Regions from separate parts of the Homo sapiens genome. Here region 1 is linked to region 2. Evidence: chromatin loops called from intact Hi-C (ENCODE). Cell type or tissue: IMR-90. All regions are shown on one strand. Links, peaks and the distances in the headings refer to the core of each region. The heading gives the core; the rest is flanking DNA.

What was found. A loop is a pair of places that touch in the nucleus more often than their neighbours do. Peaks named below come from ENCODE experiments on the same cell type or tissue, not always from the same donor. Only the 100,000 strongest peaks of a DNase experiment are listed, where the experiment ranks them.
Region 1: it touches region 2 in a loop (10-fold over the local background); 14 of 110 quality-filtered maps call a loop at or near these places.

The regions. Positions count from the first base shown.
Region 1 is chr3:39,650-47,995 of GRCh38, reverse strand. No RefSeq gene overlaps it. Among named protein-coding and RNA genes, the nearest start is that of LINC01986, 32 kb to the right of the region's middle. In IMR-90, for the core only: a CTCF peak has its summit at 4,928 (motif pointing left); no DNase peak of the experiment used is centred there.
Region 2 is chr3:350,873-359,218 of GRCh38, reverse strand. It overlaps CHL1 (cell adhesion molecule L1 like), which reads right to left. Exons shown (of 28, transcript NM_006614.4): 11 at 4,448-4,579. Among named protein-coding and RNA genes, the nearest start is that of CHL1-AS1, 31 kb to the left of the region's middle. In IMR-90, for the core only: a CTCF peak has its summit at 4,663 (motif pointing right); DNase peaks (open chromatin) are centred at 3,368 and 4,688; H3K4me3 peaks cover 228 bases; H3K27ac peaks cover 1,629 bases.

The sequences.
Region 1 (8,346 bases), core at 262-8,261, 310 kb after region 2:
GCAGAAATGAGCAGAATTATTTCACAGTAAAATTTCATTCATTTGGAAGGCACTCATTTGAAGTTTATGATCATGGGGAATGGCTGGAGTGACCTTTAACAGGCACTACCCACTCAACAGAGTTTTATAAAAACTATTGAGGAAAGCAAACTCTTTTCAAGCATTTTTTATCACTTTAGAGGCACTATTTCAAAAGCTGTTGAATTAATTGAAATAATTTTTACCTCCTTATTTAAGAAAGTCTCCTAGAATTTCTATCTTATTAATGCTACTAGCTTAGTTTGAGTTCATTTACATCTTAAAATACCACTTTTAAAATTTTGATCTAATTCTTGTCATTCCAATCACTATCAGTTCTTTGTTTGATGCTATTTATTTTGTATTGACTTAATAGAATAGATATGTTTGTCCATCTAAAAATGTTATTTGGCAAATATTCAATGAAATTATTATGCATTGGATACTTTTCTAACAATGTGGCTGTTTTGGAGACTTTAGGGATGGGTTTTCGTGCAATACAGTTTTTTAGTGCTCAAGTCAGGCTGTCTTTTGATAATTACCAGTTTTCTTGTCCTTGTGTCCATTTCCAGTGTAGGAACTGCTTTTTGTTGAGTGTGGGTTCCCTTTTTGCAGCATGGCCCAGCATTTGGTAGAAGCTTATTTTTCTTAAAAAACAAATTAATGAGTGATTCAACAAATAAGTGACTCAGGCTTTTATTTGTTGTGCACTAAATCTGAAGTCAATAATTTTAGAGACCATAGAATTATTTGGCAAAGAAGATCCTGGCATGGTATTCCATCTACATGGAAAGGAGCTACAAGGATCCAAGAGAGCAGGGAAGTGGAAGATTGCAAGAAGACAACAGACAGGCACCAAAGTGCTACATAGGCACAGAGGGTCCAGAGAGTCAGCAAGAATGACCCCTCAGTGAAAGTCCAACTATGGGGCCAGAAATGTTAGCTATATCCCCAAATCAGTGAGAGGCAAATAGGGGAATATCTCCATGTTTGAAAAACTATACATTTGTTTATTCACTTTTCACACAGTTGTTAATCTCAACTATTTATAGTGTACTACTACTATTTACCAGATAGTATATTAGCTGCTGTCTAGAACATATGGTTATGTCTGGCATCTGATGGTTGCTCAATATCTGTTTAATAAACGGAATTGGCTGAAGAGAAGTGACATAAAGTGAGTAAGGCTGAAGTAAATCTGGAACAAAGGGAAGAAAAGCCAGGCAAGTTGCCCATGAAGTAGTGAAGCAGCCATGAGTCTCTCCACAACTTTCTCTGCACCTTATCAGCGACACTGAACCTCACTCAGAATGTTTTGCAATCAACATGCTATCCAAATTTGTTGTTATATCTTCTTATATAATTTATCATTGGCCTTTCTGTTCTTAAAGTAGAAGAGTGAATTTGAGTTAGAGAAAATTTCCTGGCTCTTGAAGAACTGCAGTCAATGTGTCACAAGCCCACAGTCCCATGTGGACTCAGTAATACCTACAGTAGAAGTAGCTATGACTGGATAAACACAAAATCATACATTTACTAGTTTGTCATCACTCCTGTTTTGATCAGCTAATCTGTGTAAACATGGAGATGAAACATTAAGAGTAGGCAATCCAAAGAGCAGTGAAAGAAACAGGTACTTTTTTTGTATCAAAAATGTTTTTATTATCTCATTGAGTACTACACTGAGCTGCTGAGTCTTATGGTGAAATAATTTGAAGCCTAAAGATCTTCTTCCAGTTTTTCTGTATACAACCAAAGGCTTATGACCATATTAAGTATGGGGAAGAGAATTGTCCTTGTGTATCTACAGTTCCTAAGACTATTTTGCATACAATAAACTGATCAAAATCAGCTAATTGAACTGAGTTTGGAAAATGCATGTGAATTCAGTTGGCAGACAGAAATCACGCTGTCAGATCAGCTATAGCATATAAGAGGGGAATGAGAAGACAATGAAATCAAGGATGGATTAATCTCAAAAGGGAGAGAATATGCACTAACAAATCCTGAAGTGGAATTGGAAGAACAGAGATAATAGCCATGGATCAAGAAGAACAAAACAAGCTGATAATTGAGGAGTCCTGTTGATCGATTCACATTTTAGACCCTAATTTTGACACTGTCAACTGATAAACATAGTCTTCCAGCATTTCTTTCAGAGGAATAGCTCATATGTCTATTAAATATGAGTTAAAAATGACCTGAATGTCTATGCTTCTTTGTAGTAATAATAATAATTTGAAAATCTTGGCATTTCTAGAAACTTCTGTAGGTTAAGTCATATCTCATCCCCCAAAATCTTGTCTTTCATGATGCCAACAAATACTTGACATTATGTAGGTAAATCAAGTGTTGCAAGAAATGTTTATGTAGTCTCTATACATTTAAAGCCAACAGCTTTACTCCCTTTCTTTTGAAGCATAAACTCCATTTTGGATGATGTGGTGGTGAGGTGTTCTGGTTCTTATGCAGCAAATCGACGGCATTAACATGTTTCAACTATACATTATCTGAGAAACTATCAGTTTTTAAAATTTTTTATTCATAAAATATCAAGGACTAACAATAGAAATTTATGGCAAGCCTACTATATAACAGTAAGAAGGAATACATTAAAAAAGAAACCAAAGCCACTCCTGTTAAAAAAAATAGATTAAAAAAGCAGTATATAATTTGTTTCCTAATTGTACAGTGTGGACTAAAATTTTGTAGATGTCCAGAAGACATCATGAGTAAATATTAATAGTTGTAAAGGCCAGGAGATTAAACTTGACATGCGGTTGGCTCCGGATGTGACCTTCGGACTCCCTGACTAGAAAGTCACTTGCTTTTTTCCAAATACTCCAAAACTAGAAAAACCTAGCTTGGAAAATTTGCTGAGCCAGGAAAAAAAAGAAGAAAAACTGATTATGCACTAAACTCTAAGAAGATCAGAGAGCACATTCTCAAGACAAACCTCAAAGGTGAGCAATCATCTGTTTCCAAGAAAACAGGACTTGCAAAGTCTACTCCGGCATTTTTGCCAAAGAATATCGAGTTTAAATAAAGGCAGGCATAAAATGAGCTTTAAAAGATTCACTGAAAATATATTCTTAAAAAAAATGTGCCGTGGCTAATGAAATGGTCACATTAATAAAAAGATCATTTCAAAGTCTATTTTACACTTTTCTTCTCCAAAGAAACTCAAAGTCATTTATGATATTACCCGAGAGCCCAAACTGTCAAATACTAGAGAAAGTAAAGGTATGAAGTGATGAAAATAAATACCTGAATCATAGTTCTCACACCCTGACGAATCACCTATGCTCTTAAAGTGCTCTTAAACTTGACTAAGCTTTTACGCAGAGTAAGTGAAAAGTAAGGGGAGGTTGGTGGGTTTAAAATGGGTTCTTACACAATACATAAACAGACGTTTTATGGGGGAAGAGGGAAAGGCAAAAGGAGTAGCAGCCCCGGCACTAAAGTTGAAAGTTCAAAGCTTTCCCTTGTTAAACTCTGAGAGGGTACAAGGAGCACACTGGATTCTCCTGGCTCAGAGAAAGGCGCTCAACTGTGAATACGGTTCTAAAGACAATGTATCTAGCTCTTTATCTTTATGCACACACACACACACACACACACACACACACAAACAGGCACATGTATACACATATGCACCTACACACACTCAATTTGCAATCTCCCTACTTGCCTACCAAAATCTCAAATACACATGCAGACACACACACATGCACATTAGGGACACACACATGCATGCACACACACCAGCACACTCTTGCACATGCCTGTGCACACACGTCACACATGAACACACCACAATGTATATCTCACACCCACACACAAACGCGTATGTACACAAGTGCACATCAATGTATGCCAATGCGTGTGCCATACTTGCATATGTACTTCCTGCAGACACACATGCACAGACTCTCATACACCCAACCCTCACACACTTATGTAGTGCACATAGGAAAACACACAACAAAACACAGAGATGCACACACATTGGGTAAGTATTCACTCACATATCACAAGGCAGACATGCAGACACTCATATACATCCATGCACACATGCACACAGGCACACATACAGATACACTTGCAGGCACAGGTGCACATATAATAATCAAACACTACAGATTAAATACGTCTCTACTAAAATGTTGGGAATTTTAAGTTATAAAGAAGGGAAATGAAAAAAGAAATCAGAAATCAATACCCGTGTTATTGGATAGAGTAAACATATCTTCAAGTCCCTGAGACCTTCCCTTGCAGAATGGAGATTGCCATTTTAATTCAAGAGAAGCCCAGCGTTAATGCCAAAGCAAGTTATAGTAGGTGTGTCTAACTCTAAAATGTCGGGCAGCACTGCTTAATCCTCTAAATACACAATTCAGTTCCCAGCTGAGTTGAGCAATTTAATCAAGGTCACTGAGAACGGTAAACAGCCGGAGCTTGACTAACATTTGAACATGAACCACAGGACCACTCCCCTAACTTCATTTCAATATTTCATTTTATAAACAAGATAGGGAAATGAATTTAAAATATAGATTTCTCCATTTAAAATTCTATTTAATTCATCATCATAGATTAGAAGTTTGACAGTGATGAGGTGCTTATAATTTATGTATGAATCTGTTGCATTTTAAGCGCATTCATACACATATGGAAGATGGAGATATGTGCATGTAATTGGTGTTCTCTGCATTGAAGACGTCCAGCTAGCAGCCAATATACTTTGTGGATGCCAAATCACGCTATTTTAAGTATGATTAACAACAACAAATTAGAAAGAAAAACATCTCCAAAGCTCCATCTTACATACATTTAAATAATTATTTTTGTGTGTGGAAAGACCAATATTCTGCAGGTGTGCGATATAAAGCATAATTCTTTACCACCCTCTTGTGGTGATTTTAAAGGACAACTTTCTGATCATTGAATCTCCCTCCACGTTTCTAGAGTAATATTGAGCCTCTACACTTCTTTTAAGGTGAATCATAAGAAATTGCAGATATTTGACAATTTTTGACCTACAGAATGGTGATTTCATATGATATTGCTGCAATTAATCATTGTCCATGTGCTCTGAAGCCAAGGAGAATTCATGTACCATTTACTTGGATTTTTTAAAATTGTCCTTTCATAAGAATTCCCTGTCTAGCTTTAAGAGTAAACAGAATTTCATCTTACCCTTCCTATCCACAGTTTTCTTGCTAGTTATCAACATGACCTAACTCGTTAGAGTCGGTTCCATCCCTGTGCTGTACACATGATGCCTTCTTTCCTAACTCTGCTCCTCACTTCACTGGGGTCCCTTCCTGCCTCATCCAATAGCTATGCAGTCTTCATTACCCAGATAGATGTAACTTTCTTGGATATATCCAGTGCACTTAGATCTGTGCCTTCTCTCTATTCCAATGGCTATAACCTGAATCTCATCAATTAATTGTCCTATACTGTCTTATTTACCAGCAGTCTTGTTTTTATCTCCTCACTTATACATTAATATATCAACTTCCCAACCATATGCTGTGAGAGGAATTTCTCTCTCTGTCTCTCTCTCTCTCTCTCTCTCTCTCTGTCTCTGGTGCAGGCAGAATAATGGTCTCCCAAAGATGTCCATAGCTAATCCCCAGAAACAGTGAATATGTTAGGTTGTATAGCAAAGGACAGTTAAATGTGCTACCCAGCTGACATTAAAATAGGAAGATTATCCTGGACTTTCAAGGTGGACCTAATGTCATCTCCTCAAAAGTGCAGGAGGAGACAGAAGCAAGAGAATTGGAAAGACGGCAGCCTCAAAAGTATTCAGCCAAACCTTGTTGGTTTTGATGATGGAGGAAGGGAGCCATGAGCCAAGGAATGTGGATGACCTCTAAAAGCTAGAAAAAGCCACAGAATGGTTTCTTCCTTACAGCCTCCAGAAGGACTGCAGCCCTACAGATACTTTCTTTTTAGCCTAGTAATCTATTTTGGACTCTGACCTCCAGAACTATAACATAAAATATGTATTACTTGACACTAAATTTGTGGTAATTTGTTGCAGCAGCAATAGAAAAAGCTCCATCTATTCATGGCTTTAGACAGGCTTTGGTAGGAGAGGTCTTGAAGTAGAGGGAAGAAGCATAGAGAGGAGACAACACAAAACCTAAGAGTCTCTGTCTTACACAGGCTGCCATTATCTTTAGAGTTAGAAAGACATGGCTTCTACTGACCCCACTACTCATTAAACTCTTGAACATGTGGCTCAGCCTCTCTAAGACTCAGCTCCTTCCCTCACAATGAAAGAAAGGAGGATTTATAAGGTATCATCCAACATAGGCTTATTAGGATTTTAGATACATAAACTTCTAACTGCTAAGCTTTACAGGCATCATTTAGCAAAATTTCTCTTTCTCTATCTAAACATATCCATTTTGTAGGAAATTCTCAAGCCTCAGAATAGATAACAAATGGAGTATGTAAGGGAGGAAAAATCTTTTCCCTTTACCCATCTGCAAGGGACTGAATGTTTGTGTTCCCCAAAAATTCATGTTGAAATTCGAATCCCAATGTAATGGTGTTTAGAAGTGTCACCTTTGGGAAGTAATTAGGTCATGAGAGTGGAACTGTCATAAATGGGACTAGTGCCCTTAGAAGAGGAGGCTGGAGAGCTAGCTTGCCCTTTTTACATTATGTGAGGATACAAGGAGATGTCAACTGTGCAAACTGGAAGAGGACTCTTACCAGATCCTAACTATGCTGGCACTCTGATCTAAGACTTTCAGCCTCCAGAATTGCGAGAAATAAATATTGAGTCTATGGTAATTTGTTATAAAAGCCCGAATAGAATAAGACACTATCTTATGTTCATTGTAAACTAAACTCACAAAAGATAGATTAATATGAGAAAAACAAAGAGTTTATTAATGTGTGCAGTGCACATCACTTGGGAGAAACCTCAGTGACAAGTGACTCAAAGGGGTGATTAAACTTGAGCATACCAGACTGGGCAGCATAGCAAGATCACATCTCTACAAAAAGTACAAAATTAGCTAGGTTTGGTGGAGTGCACCTGTAGTCCTAGCTACTTGGGAGGCTAAGGCTAGAGGATCCCTTGGGCCAGGAGTTGGAGGCTGCAGTAAACTATGATCACATCACTGCATTGCAGCCTGGGTGACAGAGCAAGATCTTATCTCAGGAAAAATAAAAAATAAAAAAAAAGAACTTGTGCATATATAGTACCTTAGCAAATAATAATAAATGTGTAGAAAAGTGGCAAGACATAAGACAAAAGACTGTTAGCCTTCCAAGGGCTATAACTTGTGGAGGGCTATATATAGAGGCTGAAACTAATAGAAGATACAATTTCTTTTAGTAAAGTTATGTAGGTTCCTCTGGTGCCATCTCTGGGCTGATAAGAGTCTAGCATTGTCTCAGGTGATTAAGAATTGTTCTAGTCTTCCTGGTAGAGAAAGGAAGGACAGAGAGTGTGTCCTGTGTCTGTTTTTCCCTCAGTTGCCTTTAGCTCAAAACAATTCTTATGCCAGAGTAGTCTATTTCAGGGTGGTATACTCTGAACCCCTCAAGTACCTCAACCTAGATTATTAGCTCAGAGAAGATATCACAGTTATGCAAAAGCCCATTGATGTTGGGAACATGTAAACTTTGCATGTATTAACAGGAGCAGCAGTGTACCTTTAGTTCATTAATCAACTCTGTCCCTGTTAGCTTCAACTAGCATTTATGCTCGAGGAGCACAGATTTTCGGCAAGGCTGTGATTGCCGGAAGAAGTCATTTCATTCTTCGAAGAACTTGGTGGAATTGAAAAGACTAGAGACTGGCTTTAGTGGTTGCCATCCTCCCATCCAGGATACTCTTAACACGTACTGGAATACTGCCATATCTTCTAAACATCAAAAAAGAAAAGAAAAAAGTTAAAAAAAAAAAAAAAGCCTTAGGAGTCTCGTTCAGCTCTGACATATAAAGAATTTGGACGTCATACTTGGCCTATGACAAGAAACAGTTGAACCAACTGAAAATCAGTAACTTTTCTTGGACTCATCGGGTGCATCCAGAGAGACATACCTGAGATCTACTTACCTGGAAGAGAACAAGCTGGTGCCATACACTGATAGGAACATTCATTTGGTAATTGTAATGAATTGCTGTGGGCTGTGTATGAATTACTGTGAGAGTGAGAAACTATTAGGAGCTGGATATTTAGGGGTAGGGGTCTCCCACACTTTTTTTTTTTTTTTTTTTTTTTTGAGACGGAGTCTGGCCCTGTCGCCCAGGCTGGAGTGCGGTGGCGCCATCTTGGCTCACTGCAAGCTCCG
Region 2 (8,346 bases), core at 206-8,205:
TGACACTGCTCAGAACTCGATGGATCAGCATTTACATGGCCATTTTAAAGGTGAGGGGACTGGATTACAGAGAAGTTGGATGACACATCCCACAACATTTGGCCACTTTTCTGACTCTAAAAGCCCTGCCCTTGCTATGATACTATGTATGTGTATATCTTTATCTATATCTATAGTATATATATAGATATAAATATATATTATTATATTATATATAATATCCGTATATAATATATATATATATAACATATATTTTATATATATAAATCCAGTGGGAAGGAAAACATGTTAGCTGGAAATGTCAAGGGAAGGGCACAAATGCAAAAATTTTTAGTTTAAAGGACATTACAAGATTAATAATCAATCGAATTCTACTTTTCTGATTGTCTCTCCATTATACGAGATAATGACTATACTAAGCTTTAGGTTCTAGAAAACATGAATACTACATATTGAAATAAAAGACTTACACATCTTTTTCTGCCTAGGAGTCACAAATGAAGATTTTTTTCACTTGACTGTGAGCTCTCTAAGGGCAGGACCTGAGTGTGAGGTTGTGCAGTGTGTCCCCACTGCCCAAAGAGCAGCTACCAGAGAAAATCCAGCCAGTAAATACTTATTGGAATGACTTAAAATGTTAGGTTGGGTAACCTTTATTCCTGAAAGGCCCCTGTAAGTAGGCAAAACAATAGCCCCTGAAAGATGTACACGTTCTAAGTCCCAGAATGTATGACTTTGTTACTTTACATGGAAAAAAGGGACTTGCAGATGTGATTAAGATTAAGGACATTGAGGTAGGAAAATTATTTCCTACATCTGGATGACCCAAGTGGGCTCAATGTAATCACAAAGCTCCTGAAAATCAGAAGGCCCTCCTTGGCTATGGTCAGAGGGAAATGTGACCATGGAAGGATGGTCAGAGAGATGCAGTGTAGCTGGCTTTCAAAATGGCGGAAGGGAGCCAGGAATGTGGGCAGCCTGGAAAAGCTGGAAAAGGCAAACGAAGGAATGCTCTCCAAGCACTTCCAGGACATGGCACTGCTGACATTTTGATTTTAGCCAAGACTCGTGTTGGACTTTTACAGAAATGTAAAATAGTGTACATGCACTATTTTAAGACACTAAGTTTATGGTAATTTAATTTGTTACAGCAATGTTAGAAAACTAATACAATCCTGTTGAACAATTTATCACTTATTTCTTGCAAATTAGCAAGATGAGTAGCTCTTCCAAGTTTTTAAAGGCTAAACTCTTTAGGAATGCTGCAAAGCACTGAGTCTCTAATCCCACTCTTCACTTCCACACCCCACTCAGGGTCCTAAGACTTTCAGAGTTAACGCCATCCTCCCATTTAGTTCTCCTTATCCCGTCTGATCCATGCATGGCTCTGAATTAACACTGCATTACAAAAGTAAGAAATTAGACTATATAAATGATACTTTATTTAAGTAATTAAACATTGCTTAAATCTGCCTGTTGGCATGGGTATGGAAATTGTTGTGTATTGACAAAGGCTAACAGAAGCTCCCAGGATTCAAGAAGGCCAAGTCTTTATAAAACACACTAGTCCTGACATACTTCAGAAATTCTTTCTCAGTTTTGTCTTTGGTCAACCCTGTGAGAAATCATGCAATAAAATGGACGAAACTTCAGCTCTGGAGTTAATCCTTCCTGGGTTTAGTTCCTGGTTTTAAATGTACCTGGGTTGCATTCTCCAGTAAGTAATGTAACCTCTCTGAGTCTCAGTTGCCAATGGAGAATAATAGAATCTATTTTTCAAGCTGCTACGAGGTTCAGAAATATCATATGCAAAGCATGTGAAAAGGGTTAGTCCGATAATCAATAATAGCAATCATTTTGATTTAATTTTGAAATAACATGGGGAAAGGATATATAACCTCTAAAACTAAAATAAGCTTAAAGAGGTTTCAAATCCTCTAGCCAACACTCTGTCATCAAATATCCCAGCCTATAAAAGTTTACGACCTGTTTGCAGGGCAACAAGTAGAGCCAGGGCCAAAAGCTGTGAACAGAACACCGAGCTTGGATTCCAGCCACCTGGCTTTGGTTTGAAGTCTACCATTATTCAGCTGTGTGGTCTCGCATAAGTTTATTTTCAGCCTTGACCTCCTCATCCATTAACAAACCTATTGGCTCAATTTCAAAATAAATCCAGAAGCCAACCATGACTGCCACCAATCTAGCCCTGAGCGCAGAGCCTCTCAGATGGCCTCCTACCTAGTATCAATCACACAGTCCATTCTCCATTCAAAGGCCAGGAAAATACCTTGTAAAAATGTAAATTAGATTGTGTCACTCTTCTGCTTAAAATTCTCCAAGAGCTGCCTAGTGTATTCTCAAAATCCCAAGGCCCTACTTCGATGTTCATCTTTACCTGAGCTCTGGCCCCTTCCCCTGCTGGCGGATCTGGTGGCCTAGGGCTGCCCCTTGCACTCCCTCAGCTTCAGTCACACTCACCTCTTTTCTCCTCCTCAACACACCTCTCCACTGAGACAGCACTTTCCCTGCTATTTAGGTGGCTGACTTCCTCACTTCCTTCCCATCTCCACTCAAAGGTAAATTACCACAGGGGTCTTACTATTATGATCTTAAGATTGCAACTCTGGGTCCTGAACCTCTTTCAGGCACTGCCCTTACCCAGCTATTTTCTGCTTTATCACACCATAGCACACACTCATGTGTTATTTGTCTAATGGCAGGAGAGCAAGGATTCCATCCATTTTATTCACTGTTGTATATCTCAAGCATGAAGTCCAGTGCCGGGAACATAGAAAGTACCCCATAAATATTATTGAATGAACGAATCAGTTAAATATGAATAATAGCACCTCCTTTATAAAGTTCTTTTGAGGATTCTAAGTAATTTGTGAATGTCTTTTGTAAACAGCCAAATACCATCCAAATATAATATTTTATGATTTTGTGTTCCGGAGAATCTGCGTTCCTTACTTTTGTAACCTGAACATTCATTATAAACAAAAGTTGCTTTCATTTCCCTTCGTCTACCCAAAACCTCATTATTATTTTTCATTTTTTATTCTGTTCCCTAAAGAGATGAAGAGAAAAATCCCAAATCTGAAGATAGTTAATAATGAGGACTAAGGTTTCCTGAGTGTCTGTTATGGGAAAACAATACCAACCAACCATACCTTACGGGGGGCTGTTTTTGTGGCAGTCCCCGTGCTAAGCATTCTCTGCATGATGTTTCCTTTAATCCACAAAACAACCCCGTGAGTCAGTGTTATTTTTATCCCAATTTACTGATGAAGAAATGGGTTTGAAGAGGGTCAGTGATACTCCCCGTCACGCAGCTAGTAAGTGGTAGAGTCAGTATGCAAACCCAGGCAGTCTGGCTCCAGAGTTTATAAACCATCACAGTGCTCTACAGATGAATCACTGCCCTAGGCAGCTGGCCACATTTTTTTTCATTCAAGCACAACCAACCGCCACTATCTCCATTTTGCAGTTTAAAAAACGTAAGCTTGGGGAGATTCAGAAAACACCTCAAGATGAAACAGCTGGCAAGGTGCACATCCTAGACGGGACCCGAGGTCTGTTATCCACCAAGTGGCTCACCCTTGACTTGTGCAGGCCCCAGAGCAAAAGGACAAATGGAAGCCACTATCGTACCTGCTCTTAATTAAGCAATTGACACGTAAAAATATGTTCTATCCTTCTTCCTGAACAAGGACATCCAAAATAATCTGAGCTCTAGGTTCCAGTGGAAGATTTGGGGACTCCTTGGAGCTCTATGCTGAGCATGGTGAAATGGGGAGAGTTGGCCCTCAGTGCTGGGCCATTCCTGTCTTTCCCCGCCCAGCCCATTTGGAGTGGGCTCAGGGTGGACCGGGCATGGGGATTTTCAGGTCTTTGTGCTTGAGGTTGGTAGCAAATAGGCAGTAATGGGACCATGTTCAGACTTGGGATGCCTCCTTTTCCCTGAGGATGCTTTCAAATCATGGAGACAAGCGGGACCAGAGGGTGATCAGAGCAAGTCCCTTAAAAGGGCAGAGCCCAGGACAGGTGTTGCTGTTGCCTGAGCCTAAAGGAGGTCCTGACTTTGAACCTGTGCCCTCAGCTGCTAGGCTACTGTTCTGTTTCTTCTCAGGGACAGGAACAATAATTGGCTTTTTTCCTTGGATGCATCCTCTTTCTCATTCAATTTTCTTTTTAAAAATTAAAAATCTTTATTCTTATATATAATTTATAAGAGGGCACAGGCAGTATAAATATTATTTATGGCTCTTCCATGAATATCAAGTCTTAACAACCAAATTGCTTAGAAATAAACAATCTCTGATTTGCTGGTTGTATCTGTCCTGCTAATCCAACCACATACCAACTTCATTTTACACACGTCTGACCATCATTAATCCCGTCAAACCAGGGCCTTCAGCATTGCATTGCAATTGGTTTTTAAACTTACTGTCAACTGGGGAGCCATTGACTCTCCACTTGATTGTGGGTTGAGGTTCTCCTTCAGCCTCACATAACAAGATGCCATTGCTTCCGGTGCTATACACAGCACTCTGAGGCTTCTTTGTCCAGCGAGGAGGCTCTGGATGTAAAGTGAAGAGCTCATGAGAGATGTTATCTATGTCAAAAAGTCCAAAAATGTTAAGGCCTGTATTTCTACTTTGCACCAGCAGAGGGCAGACACCACAAAGGGTTTCATAGTAGCTCTTTTTGGTAAACTTGCTCTGCAAAGCAAGGTGGGAGCTGCTTTTGTGTTGTATGGTGTGTGTGTGTGTGTGTGTGTGTGTGCTTGTGTTTAATTTGGACTCAGCATGTATCATACATCAACATACTGAAAATAGTTATATACAACCATTTTATTTAGCTATACAAGTAGCTACCCCACTAGGAAAAAATGAGGGAAGAATAAGCAGATGGTGAGTTTATTTAGAGCTCACTACAGGTTATTTTCAAGCTGCAGCATGGCATCTAAAAAGGTGGATACACAAGAATTATATTGTAAGAATTTTAAAAATAAAACTAATTAAAATATTTAATGCTTATTTTGAATATTTCTTAGTGATCTTATAGCATTTATACATATAATCTACTTGAAAAATATTATTTCCTAGAGTTTTTTTGTAAGAGGGGAGAGAGAGAAGCCCAAAAGCAGTGTTTAGCTTTCTGCAGTCAAAACAATGCAGCAAAATATACCTTAAAATTACCTGTATCTTTCTATGCCCTAATGCTCCAGTGTAACAATACTACAAAGTATGTCAGAAACAGATGACACATTTTACTGGATTTCCATGTTTTTATAACTCTATGTTTTATAACTTCATGAATATTGCTATGTCAGGGGTAACTAAAAGGTTTAGATTAAAGTGTTGATGGTTTGGATAATTTGATTTCAGAGAAAATTGCACAAAACCTGCAGGTAGCAACTCCCATCAAGTGTAGTTTGGTTATTTCCCCAAAGATATTTTAGATTTCCATTTTTAGCTAAAAACGAAAGTCTTCAAAGATATATGTATGTATACAATGAAAAAATATCATTAAAATTTTTCTAAGTAAAGGAAGAAAAAGAGGATTATGTAAAAAGGAAAGAACTGTAAGTTCATCAGAGGAAACAAAAGTACACAACTAGCCTTGGCAAGTTCAAGTTCAAGTCCAAGTGAGATAAGTGCCTTTGTAATTACTCCACAGGGTGTGGACTTAATTGTTAAATTCCAAGTTAAATATCTGTATTCATAAGCTGTACTACCTGTAAATGTTTAGTCACTTGGTTTAAAATACACTAGTCCAAATTATAAACTGCGATCATTTTCTGAGGTGAAGGTTTATTTTTGTCTATTTTGCATTTTTTTAATGATATCCTTACTTTTTTTCTGGTTATTTTAATACAACCAATATAAAACTAAATATCTGTAAGTTAGAGAAAAATATTCCATGAACATGAACATTATGGCATATCATATTTATAATAGAAAATTACAACTATTGCTTTCAACGTATGCAGAAATAAAGAAAATCAAGCAATAATGATATTTCTGTAAATCTTCTTGAATAATTACTATTGCCATTAGGATATTTACTATTAGGACTATTAGTAATATTAGTATTACTGAAAGAGGTTCCAAATTATCACGTCATCCAATCCTTTCATCTTACAGACAGAGGGCTGAGCTTTGGAGAAGTTGCCTAACTTGCCCAGGCCCACCAGCAAAGGAAGCTCCAGTTCCTGTTCTCGCCATTCCACAGATAAATACACAGCAACTATGGATGAGCAGCATTTAGACTCTGAAGTCATGTGGTTTTTGTTTCTAATTTAGTGTTATCTTATGAATTTGTATCAAAGACAGGAAAGAAGGCCAGCCCAATTTATGCTTCCAAATCCAAGCTCCCCCAATATTTATCAACTGACTCAAGAAGTTCTGAGCATTCACTAGGCTTCCTCACTATACTTTACCTTAACCCTTCTTTATAAGCTTTCTTTATAATTGCTTGAAAATTTACTTTAATGCTTTTCATCCATTTCTCCTATAGAAGTAAGCTGGTCCTGAATCATGTAATATTGGGAGGGACTTGAGTCAAGCTTGTTCTGCTCAGAAACAGCTGCTTCTTGAGCCTTAAAACCAAAAATTCTGAGGAAAAATACCATCCTCATAGAAACCCATTCTTTTATCTATTATCCTAAGACATATGGTAACAGATGAAAATTGCTTATGTTGAAACTTTATGCATTTTCTCATAATTGTAAATACAAAAATAAGATGATAAATATTTCTCATGTTGCTGGAAACAGATGCAAATGTCTGAACATTGGGACTATATATTAAGCAAGCTAAATAGAGATGTTTATCACTAGGAAAAAAACAAAATAAAACAAACTTGGTACCTATAGAACATACAACACTGGTTATTTTTAGTAAAACTGTTTCTTCACAGGTTCTTATTAAAATCTATATTTTAATAAATCAAAACTTGTTAGGTTCAACAAAAATTGGATTTAATCGCAACATTTTAGAAATAGGTTTGTTATTTGAAAACAAGGATTTCTCAAGTATATTAATGACTGAGTTGCATTTGATTTTATGACAACCTTTGAAAATGCAAAAACATTTTGGATTATACTATGGCTCTATAATTACATATAAATGCTTTCCTATTTCACTTACTAAAATTCAAAGGCTTTAAATAATTCAAAAGTTGACAACATAAAAATTATTGGTGGGAGCTTATTTTTAAATAGTCTATTGAAATGTGATTGTGATTATATTTTGATTTCTGGATGTAGACTGTTTTAGATGTCACTATAATATATCTCTTTTTATTGAATGTGTAATTAATCATATCTTAGATATTTAGAATATACAGTTGTACCTAGTCAAGACATCCTGGCTGCTTTTGCTCATACATATTATAGGATTTGAAGTGCAGTCTGATTTTATATTTAGGATGTTGCAACCTAAATTACAAGCTCATAGTATTTGATTATATTATGTTTGGTAATAGGAAAGACATTGCACATACAGAAAGAATCCAATCGAATCCATGATTTTACTTAAGCACAATGGGTGTTTTCAGAATGGAGTAGATTTTCAAAATATACAATAGCATTGCTATTTTCTCACATGGCAAATCCTTATTATTTAATGTGGGCTTCTAAAAAAGAGACAAAAAAGGAAAAGGAGAGGGTGCAGGAAGGCAGAAAAAATTGAATAAACACGAGCTCATCCATCCAGATGATTAACAAAGTTTTTATTTATTACCTCCACACTTTAGAAAAAAAAGTAAAGACTTCTTAAGCTCAATTTGTTTTTCATGTGTATAGGTAAAGAGAAACTTCAAAAACATACAACTGAAGGTACATTTAATAGTTTCTTACTAAAGAGAGAGGATTAAAAGTTCTTCATAAAAACATCATTTACATCTCAATAGTGCTAATAGCTGTTTTATGAGTAGTGAGAACAATTTGTTCAGGAAATCTATATTCCTTTGGAGTCCTATAGTCAACATTTTAAATTGCATAATTAATGTTACATCTTTGATTTCGTTTTTTGCAACCCTTGCAATTCTTTTGAAAGGTTTGGTTTTATAGTCAAGAAAACTGTGGCCAGATTGTTAAAATATTCAGCTACCGTAGCTATGTTCCAGCCATCTGGAAGTGTTTCTAATAGTCAGCAACTTGGAGGAGAATCTAACAATTAGATATGTCTGGTTCGTGGGTGTGTGTGTGCCAGGGAGGGGAGGAGGGGGTTACAGAAAAATACCCCTGTTGCACGATGTAGCCAAATTATATAGAAACATCAAATGATGACTAAAAATATACATAACATAAATCTTTCAAACTCTTCTTCCTTGAATTTC